Linked DNA regions of Homo sapiens: region 2 is linked to region 1. Evidence: chromatin contacts called from ENCODE Hi-C or POLR2A ChIA-PET data. All regions are on one chromosome and are shown on one strand. The core of a region is the stretch at or near the end of the contact, and the rest is flanking DNA. Distances in the headings are between cores, read along the strand shown.

What was found. A loop is a pair of places that touch in the nucleus more often than their neighbours do. ChIA-PET counts read pairs that join two places held with the same protein, here RNA polymerase II (POLR2A). Pooled maps may share reads with other maps.
Region 2: a loop to region 1 is called in a map of psoas muscle, with 2.4 times the contacts of the local background. The contact joins the enhancer-like site here to the promoter of POGK in region 1. A Hi-C loop is called at or near these places in 1 of 168 maps with a recorded cell type or tissue (psoas muscle) and 1 of 50 pooled maps. POLR2A ChIA-PET finds 5 or more read pairs at or near these places in 3 of 52 experiments (B cell, activated CD4-positive, alpha-beta T cell and activated naive CD4-positive, alpha-beta T cell).

What each region holds. Positions count from the first base shown.
Region 1 is chr1:166,838,113-166,841,024 of GRCh38, forward strand. It overlaps POGK (pogo transposable element derived with KRAB domain), which reads left to right and starts at 1,363. Exons shown (of 6, transcript NM_017542.5): 1 at 1,363-1,492; 2 at 2,843-2,912. The coding sequence starts at 2,845. RefSeq lists silencers at 1,119-1,548, 1,649-1,888.
Region 2 is chr1:167,207,380-167,210,291 of GRCh38, forward strand. No RefSeq gene overlaps it. Among named protein-coding and RNA genes, the nearest start is that of POU2F1-DT, 12 kb to the right of the region's middle. Within about 2 kb of position 1,377, at least 4 of the 41 ENCODE cell types and tissues checked have a DNase peak (open chromatin) inside an H3K27ac peak, as active enhancers do; they include B cell, where a contact is called at or near this core.

The DNA of each region.
Region 1 (2,912 bases), core at 113-2,612:
TACGTTATGTCATGCTACATTTTACGTGTTAAGAGCACAGTGCACAGTGACCTCTCCCATGACTGAGAGAAGTAAAATTCACATGTAAGTAGTAGTGGCCACAAAAACTTGGAAAGACAGGTCTTTTCCAACAGATATTCAGGTCTCAGAGACAATCTGAAGAGTTTGACGGACTCTTTCCTTGACCAAAGTTTAATCAGGCTTAAGTCCTCTTCTTCAGCAGGCCTCCACCCTGGTCCCCTGACCACTCACCCCGAACCTTTGGCCTGCCCAGCTCTATTTTAGCAAGAACCCTGCTAAGTTAGGTTAGAGAGAAATCACCACCCTTGATATCTGATCACCCTGGATATCTGATCAAATTTCTCATTCCCCCACCCTTGATATCTGATCGCCCTAGCCTGCCTTCAGCAAGAATCCTGTTAAGTGGGTTCAGCAAGAATCCCTCTAGGTGCTTGATGTCTCGTATCAGTAACTTTCCATCTACTGACCCCTTCGTTCTGCTCCTTGGCTATACATCCCCAGCTGTCCTTACTGTATTCCGTGTTAGACCTCATCTCTCCCCCCAGTGTGATCATCTTTACACCTATAGCAATAACCCTGTATAAAGTCTTCCTTACTGTTTTAACAAGTGTCAGAATAATTTTTTCTTCAACAAGTTCTCAACAAAAACCCATACCCAGAATCTTTTTCTGGAATGAAAAGGGCTTCAGGGCTTCTCAGGTCACTTTTGTTGTATTGCCCACAGAGCTGAGAGTAAACAACTCCTTTGGACGTTTTGGAGAAGAAAGGTCCTTCTATACACCCACTTCATCCAAGGAATTACATGCTTGGGATATTAAGCAACAGCTACAAAAATCAGGAAGTTCCTTCTCCATGTATATGACGAAGTTCTGGACAGGAGCCCGCTGCCAGAATACGAATACTCTTCCCCAAAGACCCCTCCTCATGCCCCTACACGCTCTTGCCGGTCTAGCCTTTCATTGCCTGAAGCACGGCGAGAACGCCTGGAGAGCTCGTCCAAGCAAGTGCAACCCGCTGGTGACTGCAAATGAGCACATGGAACTGTGCGCCCACGCTACGCTCGGTTAAAATCAATCTGGGCTCTTCCTGCCTCGTCCACGCCGAGGTCACACGCAGCACTGGAAGCGGCCTGCATCGGGCGGGGCGGGGAAGGCCGAGGGCACGGCTACCCAGGCCCGCCAGGGACTGCCCGGACCGGCCGGAAGCCGCGCCTAGAGGAGGGCCCCGGAGCTCGCGCGGGCGCCGTCCCCCGGCGCCGCCGAGGCCTGCTGACATCAGCCGCGCTCCTCCCCTCGCCTCCCAACACCCTCAGCTCCGGGCCGGACCCTCCCTCCTCCCACCACGTGTCCTCCCCGCTCCCTCCCGAGGGGCCGCGCGCACGGGAGGACGGAGAGGCGGAAAGGATGGCGCTGTGACAGCCGGGCCGGAGCCCTCGCGTCCCCACCCCGCGCCCTGGCCGCTGGGCCCGGCGGTGAGTGCGCGCGGGCGGGGGCGGCGGCGGCGCGGCCCCTCCCCCGGGTCCCGGGCGGCTGGGCCGCGGCAGAGGCGGGGGCGCCGAGGCTGCGCCGCCGCCGCCGCCGCCTTTGTTGCGGGCCCGCCGGGGAGGCGGGCGGCGCCGGCTCTCGCCGCCCGGCAGGTGCGCTGGGGCCGGGAGGGGGCCAGGTGGGGAGGCGGGCCGGGCGGAGGGGGCAGCGGAAGCGCTCCCGGCGCGGTTCCGCGGAGAAAGGGAAATGGGGCAAGATGGCTGGAGAAATCCGAACGCGCCCGGGGGCGCGGCGGCGGTGGCGCAGGCGGGGCAGGGCGGGCGGCGGCCCTGGTTGCGGCACCTTAGCGCGGGGAGGCGGCCCCTCCCACCTCTGCCCCGGAGCCGGCAGGGAGACCGCCGCCAAGTTCGGGCCCCAGCTGCAGGCATCTGAAGCCTAGACCCATCCATGCCGCGTTCGCCTATCTTTTTTGGAAATATCGAAGGAACCGACTTTGAACTCCAGAGGGATCTTTTCTTTGGAGGTTCCCCGATGCAGCCCTCAAGATGCATCCGCACTCCACACCTAGGAATTGCCCGCGCCCATAGAGGGCAGGAGTGCGGCCCTTTGTACTGGCCAAGAGTCAGCGAATAGAGAATTTGCAGCCCAGAGGCAATGGGTTATTTCCCTGTCGGGGTGGGCCCCAGCCGATTTCTGCACCTTTTTGGGTATCCAGGCATAACCCTCACTATGTTTCACTGACTCCTGCGTTTGCAAAGTCCCTTAAGGTAGAATGACCCTATTTTCTGAACCAGCTCGTGGACAGAACCTTTGAATTTGGAAAATCCAGGCAATGGGCCTACTGAGCCAACCGCTCCGCCCATGCTTAACTGGCTTCTAGCACCCATTCCAGTTGAGTAAGTGTCCAATCTGTGTTCAGACACCTTCACTGATAGGAAATCAGCACCTTTCCCCTGCCTCTGATTCCTGTTTGGGTGGCACTGGCTGTGAGAAAGTACTGCCTTTCTCACTGCTTAAAACCTTTTCCAGGAGTATTTATCCACTGGCCGGCCTCTGTTCTGCCGTCCAGTCTCTACAAACCAGTCTGGGTTCTCTTCCCCAGATAGCTTTTTAAATATTTGAAGGCAGCCAGATACGTTATCTACCCACAGCCTCTCTTATCATAATTAAACATGTCACCCTGTAGCTTCCTGGCCGACTCTTGTTTCCTTACTTCCCTCCAGCGGGAACAGTGCTTGGGGCTAAAGAGGTTTGTATGTGGCTCAGCCTCCCCCATCATAGGCTTTGGGGAGGTCACAGTGACACCTGGTTTTTCTGAACCTGAATCTTGCTTGCAGAGATGGAGTCCACAGCCTACCCTCTCAATTTGAGCCTGAAAGAAGAGGAAGAGGAAGAAGAGATTCAGAG
Region 2 (2,912 bases), core at 127-2,626, 370 kb after region 1:
ATCTGCTTTGGATATAGAAATTGCATGACTCATGTGAAAATCCTGGCTTAAAAAAGATGGAGTTCTAACTTCTGACAAAGGGTTGGAAGGGTTTGCCTAGGAATGAAGTGCGAGTTTTTAAAGCAGTTATTTTGTCTATTTGGAAGTATTTTAAATTTACTTTTGGTCTTGGCTGTGTTCCTCCACATTGCAGTTATTGGACTGGGGACTTTCAGAGAAGTGGTTTTTAATATATGTACACAATTGGGATGCTGGGGAGAGGGGAAAAGATTATTGTAGCCCTCTATCTCACCCAGATCAACATTATCTTATTCATTTTATGGAAATTGTAGTTAATATTCTGAATTAATTAGATTGTACAATCAGTTTCAAAAGCATAATGCAGTGGTGTATAAAATTTAATAATGTATAAAACTTGTTATGGAAATTTAAAATTTTAGGGCCAAGATGGAATTCAAACATGAATTTTGTATGAAGAAATGAAACAAAATAGTTGTGTTAGAGTAATTTTCTTTATTATTAGGGAAAAACATCCACAGCATCATTTAAATACTATACCATTCATCACATGTAATGCTTCCCAGCAAACTAATTTAAGGTGGACTCTAGACTCGATAAATATCAAAAGAGTATATCACAGTCCTCGCCTCTGCCTGTTTTCCTTTTGAAGATCAGCAGGCTTAGTAAAAACAGATTTCCTAAAATAAGCATTATCATATACAGAGAAGACTGGAAATCGTAAATGATGTGAGCAACTTCCCTTGATTATGACAGGAAGCCTGCATATATAATCTTTGTAGTGAATAAACATCTCCAATTTCTAGTATTATATCATCCAATTCCAGGAAAACATTATCATAATATGAAATAGATGAGAAAGTAAGTAGCAATCAGAACTATCTGGCAATGAGAAACACTAGGTTTTCTTTCTCTTGAGTCAGAGCAGCTTTCCTTAGTGAGAAAAGCTGATGTAAGGTGGTTCCACATTCAAATTTCAGTGCCTGAGCAACTTCGGGTAAGTTACTAAATTTCTCTGAACCTCAGCCCTTCTGACCATTATGCATTGGAAATAATGCTTCCTTCCTGTCTTAATCTGTTTTGCATTGCTATAACAGAATACCCGGGGCTGGGTAATTTATAAAGGAAAAAGGTTTATTTAGCTCGTGGTTTTTTTTTTTTTTTTTGGCTCCAGACTGTCCTCTGGTGGAGCTTTTGTGCTGCATTGAAACATGGAGGAGAAGGTCAAAGGGGAAGCAAGCATGAAGAGGGACCAGACCAGAGGGGCATCCTGGATTTATAGAAACCTACTCTTGGGGGAACTAATCCATTCCTGTGAGAACTAAACCAGTCTCACCAGAGCAAGAAATCACTCACTGCCACAAGGACAGCACCAAGATATTCAGGAAGGACCTGTCCCCATGACCCAAACACCTCCCACCACACCCTACTTCTCAACACAGACACACGGGGGAATCAAATTTCAACATGAGATTTGGTGAAGACAAACAAACCATATCCTAACCATAGCACTTCCCAAGAATGGCATAAGATTTAACTGAGGTAATGTTACTGAAATGCCAGGGGTTCACTCTAGGTCCTTCTGCTTGCCACACAGAAAGCCAATCACTGAGACAATGAGTATGACTAGGGAAGAAGTCTTTAATTAGGTGCTGCAGCCAAGGCAATGGGTGATTGGTCTCAAATCTATCTCCCTGACTAACTAAAATTAGAAGTTTATATAGCAGGGAAGAACTATAACCACGTATGGGAAAACAAGAATTAGTGAGGGGTAAGGAAGAGGAGTTGGTCAACAGGAAGCAGGTGGCTGGCTAGGCACTCATGACAGGTGAGGGGTCTGGTGTTTCACTGTCCAGATGCAGTGATCTGGTAAGTTTCAGTTCCTTGATACTATCTGGGAGGGCTGATGTTTGGTTTTCTGAGAAAGGAACTCAGATAAAATAAATGTTTAGTGCTTCAGTGGAAGTTTATATATATGTAACTTTCCCAAGTTTCAAGACTGGGAGGATGAATTTCTATGTTTATTCAAAAGAAACCATAAACATCAGTTCTAGGGACAATTGGGCTGGCTTCAGTCATGCACATTTAGCCCTTTCCTGTACCCTACATCCCCTCTATTTGAAAGCAGTGGTCCTACACTCAAACAGTCTTCAGGTCCTCACCTCCAACCATGACCTCCCTCTTGTATGTCTTGTCTTTCTAAGGGATCCCCAGTCACCCACCCAAAAAGCTAGTGGCTGTCCAAGGCTCCTCCTTTGCCTTCATCCTCCCGGCTCTGAACAACTCCTGGCCACTGATTCCTGTCTGAGTTAGGAGTTAGATGCATCTGCTCTGAGCTCCCCTGATCTACACGTACTTCACAATGTGCACTTTACCCACACTGGTGAATGCTCAGTAGACTCAGATTGTCTTGCAGGAAGGACTTAGGGTTTTTATCTCTGAATAATGATATTTGTGGAACTAAAGTGAAATAAAAGAATAATAGCTCAATAAACCTCAGTTTGCATTCTCCCTATTATTTCTTTTGCTCAAGATGCTGACTTGTGTGGCTTTTGTGTCTGGCTCTTGCCCTGCCTACATGTAGGACTGGTTTCTGTGGGTATTTCTGGTGAGATCTCAGAAGTATCTCACAAAATCCTATCAGTACACACAATACAGGGAGCACTAAGAAAGCACTGCAATCCCCATCTTACAGGGGAGGACCCTAGTGTACAGGGGCTTTCAAGATCTTCGTGTGAGGTTAAACAGTCAGTGAGAGGCAAGCCTGGGATCAATCCTGGGTGTGGCTGATGCCAGTACCCACACATAACCATTATCATAACTCTATTCCCTCCTCAATAGGTGTGATCAGTTACCCATGGCATCCTCATTTTACACTCCTTCGTCTACTTAAG